2 separate regions of the Mus musculus genome follow, and region 2 is linked to region 1. A link is a loop called in an ENCODE intact Hi-C map of the cell type or tissue named here. Cell type or tissue: heart. All regions are shown on one strand.

The links. A loop is a pair of places that touch in the nucleus more often than their neighbours do. Peaks named below come from ENCODE experiments on the same cell type or tissue, not always from the same donor. Only the 100,000 strongest peaks of a DNase experiment are listed, where the experiment ranks them.
Region 2: it touches region 1 in a loop (8-fold over the local background); 12 of 42 quality-filtered maps call a loop at or near these places.

The regions. Positions count from the first base shown.
Region 1 is chr15:26,466,027-26,474,026 of GRCm38, reverse strand. No RefSeq gene overlaps it. Among named protein-coding and RNA genes, the nearest start is that of Gm36790, 24 kb to the right of the region's middle. In heart, a CTCF peak has its summit at 3,960; no DNase peak of the experiment used is centred here.
Region 2 is chr15:27,232,089-27,240,088 of GRCm38, reverse strand. No RefSeq gene overlaps it. Among named protein-coding and RNA genes, the nearest start is that of Gm23903, 170 kb to the right of the region's middle. In heart, a CTCF peak has its summit at 5,128 (motif pointing right); no DNase peak of the experiment used is centred here.

The DNA.
Region 1 (8,000 bases):
AGCATCTAAAATAATCCTAATATCTTAAATCTGGTATAGCTAATCCTCACACTTGTATTTATGAAGCCAAAAGTTCATCTATCTAAAGAAAAAAAAAGTTCAAATCCATTCCACAGAGGATGTCTTAGCATGTAACAGTGGTGTAATTATAACTGATGGGAGAGCTAAATGCTTTGATGACCTCAGGCATCTTTGTGTAAAATACACTCACTTCAATTGCAGTTTAGAGATCCAGCTGCTCCAATCACCAATTCCTGCCCATCGTTATTAAGTTATAATTAACGCATTAGCATTGTGGATTGGAGTATATGCCAGTATTAGAATGCTTGCCTAACATGAAGACTTCGATCACTTACATCTCCAGTACCATTGTTGTGTGTGTTATGTAAAACTTAACATATTAAAATATGAATACATTATAAAATAGTCACCACAGTAAAGTCAATTAAAATAACAATTACTGAATATGCCTAACATCCTCTCTTCTTTCTTCTTTCCTTAGAGGGGTGTGTGTGTGTGTGTGTGTGTGTGTGTGTGTGTGTGTGTGTGTGAAGGAGCTTATGATCTGTCCTCTTAACACATTTCAAGTATAGATATTAACTATATTTACTTAGTAGCATCACACAGGATTCAGAATGTTTTTATCTCGTGTAATAAACACTTCATATTTTATCTCCCCTCCCTTCAGGTATAGCTAACTATATTCCCTCCCTGCTTCTGTGGGCTTGATTATTGTAGATTCTATCTATAAGTGAGATTCTGCAGCACTTGTCTGTTGGTATCTGGGTTATTTCATGCATCCCAAGTCCTGAGCTCTTTCCCTTTCATATGTGTGGTCATGCTGGAAGATTTCCATCTTTGAATAATATGCACCCCTCAGTGCAGGGGGGAAAGAGAGAGGGAGGGTGACTTTGGTTGTTCATATATCTTGGATACAGGGAATACTATCCCAATACATATGGAAGTGCAGAGATCTCTTTGATATTCTGATTTCATTTCTGTAGCACACGGTCTCCGAGGTGGGACACTGGGCCATGTGGAGGCCCTATTTTAACACTTTGGAAAATTTCCACGCTGTCTCCCAGTGTCTCTACAGGATCCACGATCTTACATATGAAATTAGATGAGCATTCTGATTAGTTATCTATTAATTTAATAGAAAGACATCTATCACTACTTGTTTTTAGAAATACTGTTACCTTCACAGAACATCTTGGTGTCTGTTTAACTGTTTAAAAAAAAAAACAAATTCTATGAAGATTAATTACTGTTTGCAAAGGAGTAAAATCTTGGAGTTTTAACTCTTACCCTTTTCAATGTTAACAGTTCCCAGAATAAAGAAAGAGGATATGGTCCTTCTCTGCAGCAGGAAGGTAGCCACAAGATGAAGGGATCTTAAGTAGAACAAGCAGCTGTTCACTTTGGGGGTTAGTTGAGAGTCACCTCAGAGAGTTCCCACAGACTCTTCAGTTTCTATGTGGAGATACACTTTCTGTACATTTTTCTTACAATCATTTATTCTTGAAAAGAAAGATGATTTTGTAATCATTTGTCACTGGTCTAGTCACCTCTAAATCATGAATTGTATCTGAAGACTTTAGAAGACAAGGTAGAAAATAGGACATATATTGGGGCAAGAGATTTAGGAAAGACAGGAGGGAGATTCATTTATAGACCCAGACCTTATGCCAGGAGTGAATACAGAGTAGATAGGATGGACACTATAAAGCTATTCCAAGGAAAAGGAAATTACAGGTGAGGTAGGATACACAAGAACAACTCCAGCTACCCTCAACTGCCAAGCACCTGATGAAAGGTATAAACTTTTAAAGGTCACATAATCTATATATTTAGAGACATGAGCCAAAATCTAGGTCTTCACTTTTGCTTCTCAATGCTAATTTGCTAAGCATATTAATTCTGCTAAAGTGATCTTTTCTTTTAGAACTGTAAAATTCTGGAATCATGAAAACTGGAATTTTACTCATCTCATTTTCTTAGATAACATTATGCATGCATGAGTTGTTAAGAGATGTTTGAGATGCCAAGTTTATTTTTCTTAGTTGTGAACTTCCTTTCCATGTTCATATAGCTCTTTAAAGCCTGCCTTGCCAACGATTGCATAATGCATATTTAAATGGATAGGTAGATACATGTATAGAACACACACACACACACACACACACACACACACGTTCCTTCTCATGGGTTCTGGAAGAAAGGTCTAGGCCTTGATTCTTATTACAGAAAGGCCCAAGCCAGTGTTTGTTACATTGGTTTGTCTTCGTGATTGCCAGTGTGGTTGCTACCACATTAAAAGAGCAGAAATTCCACTAGTGGGCCCCACATACTTATGCTCAGACACTGAGAAATGTTCAAATGGGGTGGCTGCTGGGTACTTCTGCAGAGATTCAAGGACTGAGATGGGTTTCAGAAATTAAGATACCGAGTCCCCAGTTTATTTCAACATATAGCAAGAATTGAGAAATACAGGTAAAGAACTGAATATACGTCCACAGAGAAGATTCTACGTCAAAGTAATAAAATCAGAATCTCTTGGGCAGGGATCGTCAGTAGACTTTCCTTCATGTTTGTTTTTAGATTGTATCTGGTCTCTATTCATTGTGCAAAGCACTGGGGTTGGTAAGGACATTTTTATATAAATACATAAAGTACTTTGAGTATGAATATACTCAGAAATCTTAATTTATATCCTTCTCACCTCTCAGCATCCCAGTTAGTTCCCTGCTCTTCCCTAGACGTTTTGCCTGCAGTTTCATGCAATGTATACACACGTTATTCCACGTAACGGCATAAAATATTAGGTCTAGAAAGTATGAACATTGAGAAACAGCCTTCCACAGATGGTTTCCTGCAAATAGGTTCATGTGCTTTTAGGGGGTGCCTTGTGCCCCTGCCTGGGAATAACCGCCTTGCCTAAAATGGAGCAACATTTACATGGTAGATCTTTAAGAGTATGTTCTGAACTAATGAATTCCCTGGTGATGTGAACCTCTGGCCTCAGGGGTGTTTATTTGAACAACACAAGTCTTTTTAGAAGTTGTGAGAAAGTTTATGGATAATAACCAGGCTAGGCTGACAATTCCCAGGGCTGAGGCATCTATCTCATCCCACTCCTGCTGCTAATGGCAACAGGAGAGAATGTTGCCTGCCCCACTCTCTCCAGTAAATATCAGTCGCTCATTTTACACGTGGAAGAGATAAAACATGAGGCCTGCAGTGTAGTCTACGACGGGAGTACGTTTTTGATTTGAAATACCAAAACCTGACCCCAAGTTGAAAAATGAGAACCAGAACTTGCCATAGGGGTTTCTGAGCCACATTTTTAGGTGTTCAGGGTACACACCTTCTTCTGGATAATAAGGCATCCTATTGGAAGAAGTTATATACTTCTTAATCAAGGCCTATGTGTTTGAAGCCCCACAACTCTGCTTCCTAAGTTGACTCATTGGCCAAAATAATACTAGGAACTTCTGGTAAATGAGCTAGCTACTGGCAACATTAAGGCTACAGGCATGAAGAAATGAGGTGAGTACCACAGACCACATCAAACAATGGAAGCAAATTTAAAACAAAATGTGGAGGGCAGCAAGAATCCCTGTTGCAGCACTGCATGCATGTGAGTGGTCTGCTGAGTGGACAATGCTCTGCAGACTTTGGCATTCACCAGGGTCTCCTGGTAGCCCCTCAGGATGAGAGCTCTTGTCAAAGCCAGAACCTTCCACACTTGAAACTAGCCTTTCTAGCCAGCCCAGAGAAGATCAAGGCAGCATCGCCAAGCCCAGTGCTGTTCAACTCCCAGTGATTTGGAAGGAAACAGAACCAAGGGCTGATTTGCAGTTGATTTAAGGACCGCTGAGCTAGCACTGTAATTCCTTCCACTTAGATGTGTGCACCTTTCGCCTGTCAGAGAAGCCTGTTCCTGAACAAGAGCGCCATCTATGGGATAAATCGATTATATAGTTTTCTACCCTCGTGTCTGTAATGAACACTACACCTTGAGTTCTCAATGAAGGGAAGACTCAATCCACCAGGGAATTGTTGGCAACGTCTGGAGAAACCGTAACTAGAGCTGAAGTGTGCTGGTTTCCATTGGTACAGGGTACTGATGCAGCCTAACACCTACATCACACACGACAGTGCCTCCAACAGTTCTCCATGCAGATGATAACTGCTTGGAAACAAAAAGTGGTAAAATGTATGCTTAATGACAGGCTGTGATGAGAAAAGATTTATTTAAAGCTTCTCATCCTTACCCACCACGTCATTCAATTTCATCTCATCCTTTAATATTTTGATATTTGAAAAATTTCACCTTCATTTGCTAATGATTATAGATATGCATTATGAGTATAGACAATATTTTTGTATTGTAGAAATTAAAATTAACAGAGACGGAGGAAATTATTACAGCAAAATAAATTTTAATGGGAGAATTTTAGTTACTGGACCCTGAGCTAGAGAACTACTTAGGGTCCATATGATTTGCTTGTCATTTTTCAATAAGCTGGACCCACTCTCATGGATGTTTATGTAGATTTTAAGATGCAGTGTTTAAGCCATTGTGATTGGCATCATAATCATGGAGATATTTATGATAAACACATGACTCGACCCTGAGAACATTTTTATCTGTCTTAGACTTCTCACACAGCACACACATTTAGCAAGCCATCACTCAGTGCAAACAGTGGTTCACTGAATAGGATTCTGCAAGAAGATAGGCCAAAGTTTTGTTCCAAAGCAGGTCCAATTTCTATCCAAAGAGAAATGCATGCTCACAGCTGGCCTTTAAATTTTGTTGTTTATTTGTTTGTTTGCTTTTAGACTAGGCCTCTCTGTGCAGTTCTGACTGTCCTGGAACTTGCTATGTAGATCAGCATGGCCTCAAACTCACAGAAATCCTCCTGAATACTTGGCTTAAAGATGTGCATCACCATACATGGCAAAACTTTGAAGTCTAAGATAGTCAACTTCTGTTGACCAAATTGTGCTCTTTGGAAAAAGAATCAGTGTTCTAGTCACAGAGCCTGTTAGACCCCACTACAGGGAACTCCACTCCAAAGATGTCACCTACAAGAAAGCAAAGGATCTGCCCATTGGCCTGTCAGAATATCTATCTCTTTACAGTTACATAGTGCACCTCTCCTCTAATAAATAAGTAAGCATTGATCTTTCTCATCAAACTATAGCTTGTTGCAGGCTCACGTTTCTGTAATGTGAGCTATGGGAGTGCAGAGATGAATCAAGGAGTTCTACTCAATGAGATTTCCAATGAGGCTTTCTTAGCTGTCTTCTCTAAGTGCAGAGAATTTTTTTCCTTCATGTCATGACATCAAACCCCACGAGTGTGCAGTTAAGGGAAATAGGAATTCCTGAAAGCTATCTACCCATCTATTTTAATATTTTAATATAGCAATTTTGTTAATGAACAATAGCAATTACACCTTGAAAGTCAATGACATCCAACCTAGCTCTTCCGTACAATATCTAAATTTCTATACTATGACCAGAGTAGACAAGTATGTAGAAAGATGTAATTGAGCATCCTAACGTTCATATTAAATGAGTGATGATTTAATAACTTTCTTCTTGAAGTGCCATCAGCAAGAAACCATACGGTTTTATGGAACACTTGATTTATTGGTACTGAAGATTGCCTCAGTGCAGCCAGTTTGCCTCATAATTTGTGGGAAAGAAATAAGATTTAAAATAAATTAGAAAGGAAAAAAATGAGCTGAGGAAAAACTGGCAACCAGCCTTGCAAGAGGGAGAGTCATCACTGAACCCAAAGTACTTTTATGTACTGTGGAGCTGATATATCTGTTTTGAAAAACCTAGCAGATATGTGATTTAATACAGTCCAAGATGTATAAGCACAATAATCTGGGGAAATATTGCGTTGTTCTTTTCCCAAGTAGGACTTGGTAAGATGGCTATAGGAGAATAAGATGAAGGAAAAATACACATAGCAATAGGATAGGATGGGATGGGATAGGATAGAATAGAATATACATAGCAATAGGATAGAATGGGATGGGATAGGATAGGATGGGATGGGATGGGATGGGATGGGATGGGATGGGATGGGATGGGATGGGATGGGATGGGATGGGACTGGATGGGATGGGATGGCATGGGATGGCATAGGATTAGATAGAATAGAATAGAATAGAATAGAATAGAATAGAATAGAATAGAATAGAATAGAATAGAATAGAATAAGCACTATATTCATTCCAAGGTCAGACTTTCCAGCATGTTCAAACACTCATTCTATTCCTGAAGCACAGTGAACACACCTGTGAACCAAGACAACTGGCCAGGTTTGCATCAATTCCTAGATCAGTGCACAACAATTCAATCAAAAATTGAGGAGTTTGATAAAGATTCAAAGACTGAGTTATACACACAAAGTCTTATAAGAATACTATTTGTTAATCAAAATGATGCAGGATTTTGATTTGTTAGAAAAATAGCTCACTTATTCCTGGAAAATGTTTTAATAAATATTAATACTGTGTCTAGATAGTGGTTATAATGCCATGAATATGTAATTGCTTTTGTTACCAATAAATCAAGGTTAGCAGCTAAGCAGTTTGGGCCAATTGCTCAGATTTTTCATGTTCCTTTTGAAAGAGTTGTGTTTATTAAATCATAAGCCATTTGTTAGGAGTTTATAAAGCACCACTGTTTCAGTGGAAAAAGCCCATGCACTTCAAACAGAAAGGCTAGAATATCTGCTCAGCACTTTTCCTTTTCCAGAAAGGAACAGATGACTGAAGTTCTAGAAAATAACAGGTTTTGTAATTCTGTTTTCCAGTAGAATTTTGGAGTCAGAAAAGCTGAAGGGGATTACATGAGGCCATCCAGGTTAAAGCAGCTATGACTAGAACCTTCCAGGGAGTGACATGTCCTGCTGTACACATCCCTGGAATGGATTTAACTATTGAAAACAATGTGGTCTATAGTTAGTATAGAATTTCTAGCACTTGAAATTGTCTACCTTGGCCATAGACTATTGCAAAGCCAGCTCAGATTGTGTGTGTGTGCTCATGTGTGCATATGTGTGTGTGTATGTGTACACACACATGCACATGAATGTGTATGTATGCACATGCACACATTAGTTTATATATATGTGTGTGTGTGTGTCCTCACAGGCACATGCACACACAAGTAGGTTAGTTTATATGTGATTGTGTGTTCACATGTGTATGTCAATTTGCTCATCCTCAGGGAGAATACATAAGATATCATAAGGAGCCATGCTGGTTGTCATCATAAAATGTCTTTTTTTCCATCTTAATACTTTTCTCAATAGGTCTTTAAATAAATATATTTATTAATTTAACTTAAATGTAAATAGCTTTTAATGGATTGGTTCATCTCTTCTCAGCACACGTTTATCTATGGGCAGTGAAAGTCTGACCTTCCAAAGGACATTAGTATCTGAGTGGTCTCATCATATTGTAAGAGGAAACAATGTTTCCTCTTTCATTCATATAAAATTTACTTAAGCAACTGCTTTGTGTTTATATAAAAATGAGCTATTTGAATTTATCTTTATCTCATTCAAGTGTTCGATATTCAACAAATATCACAGAGTTCTTGTGGATACATATATATGTTTTGAGCCTATATGGTAATCCTCAAATAAGACTATGTTCCCTGGGAGGTGTGTGTGGCCTAATGAAATCCCAGCTTCTGACTTTAAGTTAAAATCAACGTGCAGGCAAGTAAGGCTGGAGAACATGTGGTACCTCAAATCATCCATTTAAGTCTTTGCAGGAATTGTGCCCAAGACAGGAGCTAATCATGCTAGCTGCTGGTTGTTAAAATCCACCTTATCAGTCTTGTTGAAAATTGTATTACCATTCGCCCTCCTTAAGCTTGTGGCATTCACTCACTCCATCATTGATCGACTCCATTTTTCTTTTCAAACCTTTAGAGCACACTGCACTTCGGAGTAAATTAGA
Region 2 (8,000 bases), 770 kb before region 1:
TCAGGTCACTCTGTGCACTGAGAACAGCCATCCCTTGGGCAGGGATTTGGACATCCCCCGGGGTTATAATCTGTGGGTCTCAGTTTGCCGTATGAGTTAGTTTCTATCCCACCAGAGGTGTGTGGGAAAATGTTTTCTAACATTTTTTGTTTTGTGACTTGTGATGTACAAGCTCTGCCTGTGGCACGCTATCTCTATTATTATAAGTGAAAATGTGGCATATTTAAAATAAATATCCAATTTTAACTATTTGGTTCCGTTGCCACTGATATAAACATGCTTTGCTTGTTTCAACTCCATGGCTTCTTCTCCAGGGACATCTGGAAGCTGTCATACACTCCTGACATCTCTACTCACTTTGGTAAAAAAGAAAAGCCAGCACCATCTGCCTCTCCTCCTCCTCCTTTACGTTGACTATCCTCCAATGCTGGCTATTCCTGAATAGGATGGAAAGCACGCAAGGAAGGATTCCCTCTTCTTATTACGTCTATCAAGGAAATAAACCATGAGAAATTCTGAATAGTTCATAATTTAGATGTATTTAAAGCCAAGGAGTGAAAGGGGCATTCGTGTAAAGAAGATGAAGATAACAAGAGCTGTTGTTCAAAATAAAAACGACGGTGGTCAGCAGTGGAATTTTCATATTAAAATACCACCATGGAATGATGTGGAAATCATTGTAAACTGAACACATAAGGCCATTGAAGTGAATTCTGTACCCGTGAACACAGTCTTAGGTGGTATGTGCACAAGGAGTGGGTGCATCTTCAAGACGTTTCTCAGTGTCTGACATGTAGTAGGTTTATATATATGTGAGCTCTGCTTCAATGACTTCTTCATTTTCCTCACTTTTGAAAAGAATGTAATTGAGATGACACCAACACTAAGATCAATTTATATTGATACAAAACCCAAAATCACACTACTAAATCGAGAGCAAATAATTGCAATAACTGTACCCCAAGAAGCAGGCTAACCTGAAAGCAGAGATGTGAATTTAACTTGGGTTCCACCCCCACCACATGATAGTGAGGACTTGCACTGACAGGCTGAGGGGGTACAGTGAACTTGGGGAAGGCGAATGCTGGCTGAGGTGATTTTTGCAAGGTTTGCAGGGGCTATAAAACCCCTACCCAGCACTAGCCTTTCCTCAATAGTGTGGAGTCCATGTACCTAGTCTGGATAATTAGGGCAAATTCACTTCTGTAAGAATTAGGTTGGAAGTGGGAGAGAGAAGAAAAGAGGAGAAGTGAGGGATGGAGGAAGTGACAGAGGAAGAGGAAGAGATAAAGGGAAGACAAGAGGAGAGAGGAAAGAAAGAGAGGACACATATAAATACATTCATACACAAATGCATGCATGCATGCATACATACATGCATACATACATGCATTCATGCATACAAACATGCATGCATATTACACACACACACACACACACACACACACACACACACACACACACACACACACACACACACACACCGGGTGGGAGTGCCATTCAGCCAAACCATAGACTACTGTGCTTTTATCAACTGAGGCCAAATGTTTAGCAAAATACAGTCAGGAAACTGTGCAGCTGCTGTCCAATGAGCCCCTTATCCTGTGAGCTGGAGCCTGTTTGCTAAAATCTCCCTTTCCTTGGCAAAGGCCCCACTAATGCTCATGGATAAATGTTTCTGCAAGCCTTTTGCTATGAGCCTCCATGTTTTATCAAGAAGCCACTTTTTTTTTAAATCATCTATGAAGAATTTCTTCTCCCCTAGCTTTAGATTCTTAAAGGGCCAAGTCTAATTCAGTTGTTCCTCTAACAGTATCTTACTAGCCAATACAATATGCAGTTATATGATTTATCTTTTAAATGAATGATAGGCATTGAAATCAGCACACACACACAAACATATGTGCATGTATAATTCTCTATATAATTAAATTTAATAAACATTCTGTAAGATACATATTATTATTATTATTATTCATAGATGGGAAAAAGACATAAACAAGAAATAGACTTTCTAAGCATTACCTACTTAGAAAATGGGAACTTCAATACACTGAACGCTAGAATCAGAACTCATCCCCTTTTATTTACTTTTTAACTAGTCCATCTGTACTCTACTTGGTGTAGGAAGAGTTTAATGCCACTATGAAACTGAGCCCCATAGAAAAGAAGAAATCAGCAATGGGCAGGCTAGAGCAATCTACTAGCCAAAGATCACAAAGGAACTGGCTTAGTTCTAAAGCTTAAAGTGACTAACTCTTGGCCTGGATTGCAGTGCTGGACAAGTAGGTACCATTTCCTCTGGCCAATCAGGGTGATCTTAGGTAAGCACAACCCTTCTCCCATTCTTCAGAACCATGTTTTGTTCATACTGAAAGGAAGTCTGGGAAAATAGGCTGTCAGGCATGGAATAACATTTGAGCCCCGACATTATGCATCGCTAGGTTCCAGATTGTGTTCACAAATAACTGAGGTAGTTTAGCAGGCTCCTGCTTTACTTGAAGTACATGTACATGTAAGAAAGTTCATACATGCTGACGTCAGGAGACAATGTCACCTGCTTTGGAAAGGACAGAAAAGATCTCAGGCCAGATGGATCATTATCATTAATTTGAATTGATATCTTGACTTAATTTTAATGATAATGGAGAATACCAGAATGATTTGAAGTAAAACCCATTTCCTGTCACTTCCAAATGACCATGGCTGAGAAGGTGGGGAGGAAGGTAACACAGGGTAGGCTTTGCTGTGATTTGATGGACTTCAAAATAGTGTCATGTCCTTTAACCGTCATCTGGTTCTTTTCCTTAAAGATAAATTTAGACCACTTAGTATGATGGTTTGTATATGCGTGGCACAGACAGTGGCACTATTAAGAGGTGTAGCCTTACTCTGGGCAATGGTAGTGCATGCCTTTAATCCCAGCACTTGGGAGGCAGAGGCAGGTGGATCTCTGTGAGTTCGAGGCCAGCCTGGTCTACAGAGTGAGTTCCAGGACAGCCAGGGCTACACAGAGAAACACTGTCTCGAAAAATCAAACTAAAACAAAACAAAATACAAGAGGTGTAGCCTTGTTAGAGTAGGTGTGTCACTGTGGGTGTGGACTTTCACACCCTTGTGCTAGCTGCCTGGAAGTCAGTATTATTCTAGAAGCCTTCAGATGAAGATGTAGAATTCTCAGCTCCTCCTACACCCTGCCTACCTGGATGCTGCCATGTTTCTACCTCGATGATAATGGATTGAACCTCTGAACCTGTAAGCCAGCCCCAGTTAAATGTTGTCTTTACAAGAGTTGCCTTGGTTATGGTGGCTATGCACAACAGTAAAACCCTACCTAAGACACCCAGTATTAGAACTGAAGCAGCAGTGCTCGTGTGGATGAGGGTCAGGAGGGTGATCCATGGACCACAGCAGGCAACTCTGAGCAGAACTCTTTGTCTTTTCTACTCCTTCTCAAAGACACCAGGACCACTGTGTCTCTCCCCTAGGATTTTATAGAGGCAAGTCCTCTATTCACTGCAGGATTCCAGGGTTTGCTTAAAAATCCCACAACACAATTTCCCATCCAATGAAAAAGAGAGGCAGTATGGCAGAGACCTGAAGGCGGTGACACTGTTTCCAGTAGTAGAAATGTGTGTACAAATGCAGAATGTGGAGAACAGGTGAACACCTGCCTACGTTTTATCCCATCAGGAACGCCGTGGGTGGCTAATGTGATCATGGAGACATCTTGTCCCATGTGTGCAGCTGTTAGAGCCCGATTTTTTTTTTTTTAAAGAAAACAGCAGAAGTGTAGAGTCCATGCAGGTTGAATGGTTTTTTATTTAGAGATTCTGGACTTCTAAAAGGATTTTGAAATAACTGTGTGTAAGAAAATACCTTGGGGATAAGACTGTGGTCTAAACACAACATTCATTTATGCATCATAGTGTGCCGTATATGGAAGGCAATATCATGCAAGGAGAAAATAATGTTTTTCATGGAGTGGAGTTGCATAATGTGGAATTTTGTGTCTGTACTGTGATGTTGGGGCTTAACATATTCTGCATTTTCAGATGATGGATATTCATCTCCTTACTGAATAATGGCATCGACTTTATGCTGTCCTCATCAGTGGGACTGATGTTGTGGTTATGGGGAAGAACATCTATATTCATGGGAAATAAACATTAAGATATTCCACAGAGAGGTCTCACAGGCACAACTTGCCGTCAGATTGTTCAGAGGAAAAATAGCTCGGGGTAGATAAAGACGCACAGCAAAATATTACATTGGTGAAATCTAAGCAGAAAGGATGCAGGCATGCCATGCTACTACTATTAGTTCAGTTTTATTAAAGGTTTGGAAATTTTCCAAATAGAAATATGAGGAAACATGCTCTCAAAGATTGTACCTCTTTAGTTTCCCTCTTTCTCTCCCTCTCCCCCACCCACCACTCCCTCCCCCATCCCTCTCTTTGTGTGTGTGTGTGCACACACGCGAGCACATGTGCTCATGGGTGTACAAGCATATGTGCGTGTACTAGCAGCTCTGTTTATGTGTGGGTGAATGTGTATGGAGTCTCGAGGTTGATGCTAGGTAGCTTCCTTGGCTTATTTCCTCCTTAGTTTTTGAGATATAGTTTCTTACTTCAGCCAGAGCCAGTGAGCTGCCAGGCTCCACTGTTGGTTCCGCCTCAGTGCTGGGACTACAGACATGCGCCATGCTCCCTGGCTTTTATGTGGTGGCTGTCTGAACTCAGGGAAGGCAAGCCATTTACTGACTCAGTCTCTACTCTTCTTTGTGAAACTCCAAATCCAAAACTCCTCTAGCAGACCAGCAGTCTGCATTTGTGTTCCAGGATAGATATCTAATCGTGACATGTCTTATCTATTCTTTAGTTGTATTTTGTCTTTTTGAGAGTCCTGGTTAGCTTGCATATACTTGCTATACTGATGCTGTTAAGAAATGAGTTTGATTTTAAATGAATTATCACCTCCATACATACTATTTTAAGTGACGTACACTTGGACAAGTTATCCTTTAGCAGGCACACACCTAGTGTCTTGGACGTTCCGAAAGCTTGCATTTCCAAATTTCCTCCAATAGATGGTGGTGTTTAGATGCTGGGTCAGCATGATTTACCCGGAAACAGCCACAAGATGGCAGTGCTTCTGAGCAATTCTCTGCTGGGAAGGAAGCTCAACCCCTGACCAAGAAGGCAGAGGGGTTAGTTGATTTGATACTGTCTGTACTTATTAATCAAAAGGTTTGGAATGAAAACTTGGAAGGCAGACTGAAGAAACAGTGATGTGAGTTGTCCTTGCTATAATCCCTCATCTAAGAACAACCAGTTTATCAAACTAACTGTCCCTTGGAACTCATGAGTGTCTTTCTGTCTGTCTAGCAATAAGGTCGCTGTTCTCCTGTGGCTGTCATGCATTAGTGCAACAACTTCCCCTGACATTTATGTCTGCTTTCTATAGGCCATTAAATTGATTATTTATCAAATTGAAAGTATCCTCTATTATTTCATTATGGTCTAAATTGTAAACACATGGTAATGAGAAATCTTCCTTTTTAAAATGCATCTACAGAGTTACAGATTTGTGGGCATTTCTGTTACGCTTTGATTAACTCTCAAAAAATCAAGGAAAATATTCGTTGTTTATAATAATCGAATATGTAATATTGGGCATTCACAATCTAAAAGTAAAGTGTATGATTCCAGGGTGTCTGTGACAAAGCAAACCAGAGGCATTTCAGTCCAGAGCCCACTAGAGATAGTGAGTTCCAGGGGAATCTAATAGAAATAAGACTCCGTGACTCTGTAGCTATCTTTGGATAAACTTCAAAGTGAGGCTATAGATCATCATAAATGTCTGAGTGTTCAGTGCTGGTGAAGCCAACTCAGTTCTCAATAAGCAGTTAGCAGGCAGTAAAGGGGCTGTCCCCCGAGTGTGGTCTCTAGTCCATCAATCTGCCTGTAGCCTTGCATCTGGTGTGGGCTGCCAGCCCTTTCCAGGTCTGCATTGCAAGCTTGGTGTTGGGAGAAGCATGGTTTGGGCTATCTTCCCTGGAGCACTTCCTGGTAATTCTTTCCCAAACGATCAGATACTTGGGTAAGTATATTTGAAGGATTATCTTTTTAGAATAGTATGACCTTTGCATTATCCAAGGCTCGGTGAATTACCTTCCACTTGGTGCAACCACAGATTGAATTAACTTCATTTATCAGGTGACCCACGAGGATAGCTTCTCACTGTGCAAAAATGCAGCGGTGTGCACGGGAAACCCTGTGCTTGGTCTGTTACCTATAAGCTCAACTGGTCACGATAGCGGTAGAGGTTAGCTTGTGTCCTGTCCCTTCAAAATCATAAATTGCTGTTTTGTTTCTGGTTTCTTAACAATCCAGGGCATAATTATAGACTGTGGATGGTTGGTGTGGACCTTGTTGCTTTGCTTATAAACATCAAAGTCTGTATTTTAGGACTTCAAAACAACGATACACTAGTGTTTCCAAGACCTGATTATTAAGATTTACATTGATTACAGATTGCATATTTCCTCCATTTTGGAACCTATCATATCACCAAGGAAAATAATGACAAGAATTAAAGTTTTTTTTTGTTTAAAATGACAGATTCATTAAGTCATTTCCGTTAAAAATTATAATCAGGGAAGAACTGAAGCTAGTTAGAAATAAGTTAAGAAAGTTTAACTCCTGTCAATTGCAGGATGCTATTAATGCTCCTGACATTGCTTTGCTTGGTTGTTAGAAAACTGTGAAATCAAGTGGACAGGACATCCCATGTTGCCTTTCAAGTGGTTTCAGTGTAGCAATAGCTGCTGCTTACTTTGCATTCAGAAGGAGGTAATTTTTTTTTTAAAGACAATAGGTTAAGAGGACATAGTGTTTTTAACACCGGAGAGAATGAAATAAGGATAGTGTAAATACAGTTGCTTTCGTTTCAGTGGGAACTTCATGCTAAACCTGTGGGCTGAGGTGAGTTCTGTATCGGAAACCAGAGAGATTGCAAACTGCCTGTAACTCTGCTTCACTGTGTGAGTCATGGGTCCCCAGGGCTGGCTGTCGCTTCCCCTTCTTAACACGTTTACTGTTCTGTGCTAGTGCATGCTGGGACTTCATGCACCATCTTATGTTTCCTTCTTTCAGTCTTGATGTCTTAGAGGCAAATTGTTGGCACATTTCCAGTAAGAACAAGCATCACAGAGTGAAACTGTTTGGGTGGTTTTGGGTGACTTGTGTCTGTATATATATTTTGCCTGACTCATGGCTCTGAGGATGCAAGAGCGAACGTAACTGATGCCGCGGCACATGATTTGTATCACAGAGGCCATGCTGGGTTTTAAAAGGTGTTTTTGGATGGTCAGAATTTAGTCAGAAGTAGGTGTATGAGCAGAAAAAAAAGGGGGGAGGAGATGGTGTATGGGAAGTTTTGATTGCCAGATATCACCATGGACACAGCTGATGGGGTACCTGGGCTGGAGCACAGAGAATGAAGAAAAAACCATAGAGAATTATTTGGGGGCTCATGTTAAGATGGTCAGGTAAGCTGTGCTGAGGCTCTGATCCTCTGTCTGTAAGCATCTGTCATCTGAGAAGAGTGTGACTCAGACTCGCTTGATTAGCTAGCAGTTGTGGGACACTCACGGTGTTGTACACTGTGTGCTACGTGCTTATGCGTTAGCCATTTCCTTTCCCAGCCCGTGGAATAAATAAGATCGACGGTCTCTTTTAGGTAGGTACATGGGGGATCTGAGCAATTTACTGAAGTCCTCTCATAGGGACAATTGGAAGCATGACAGAGCCCAAGCTTACACTCAGGAGACTAGGCTGCCAAAGGCAGGCTCAAACCCAGCACACTAGCCAGGGCCAATACTGGAGCAGATCGCTCCCAAGGGAGAAGACTGGCACTCTCTGAGTACACAAGTGGCAGGAAGGACTCAAGATAGTCAGGGAAGTACAAGGGACAGATGCAGAAGATGACCTGTGGTGG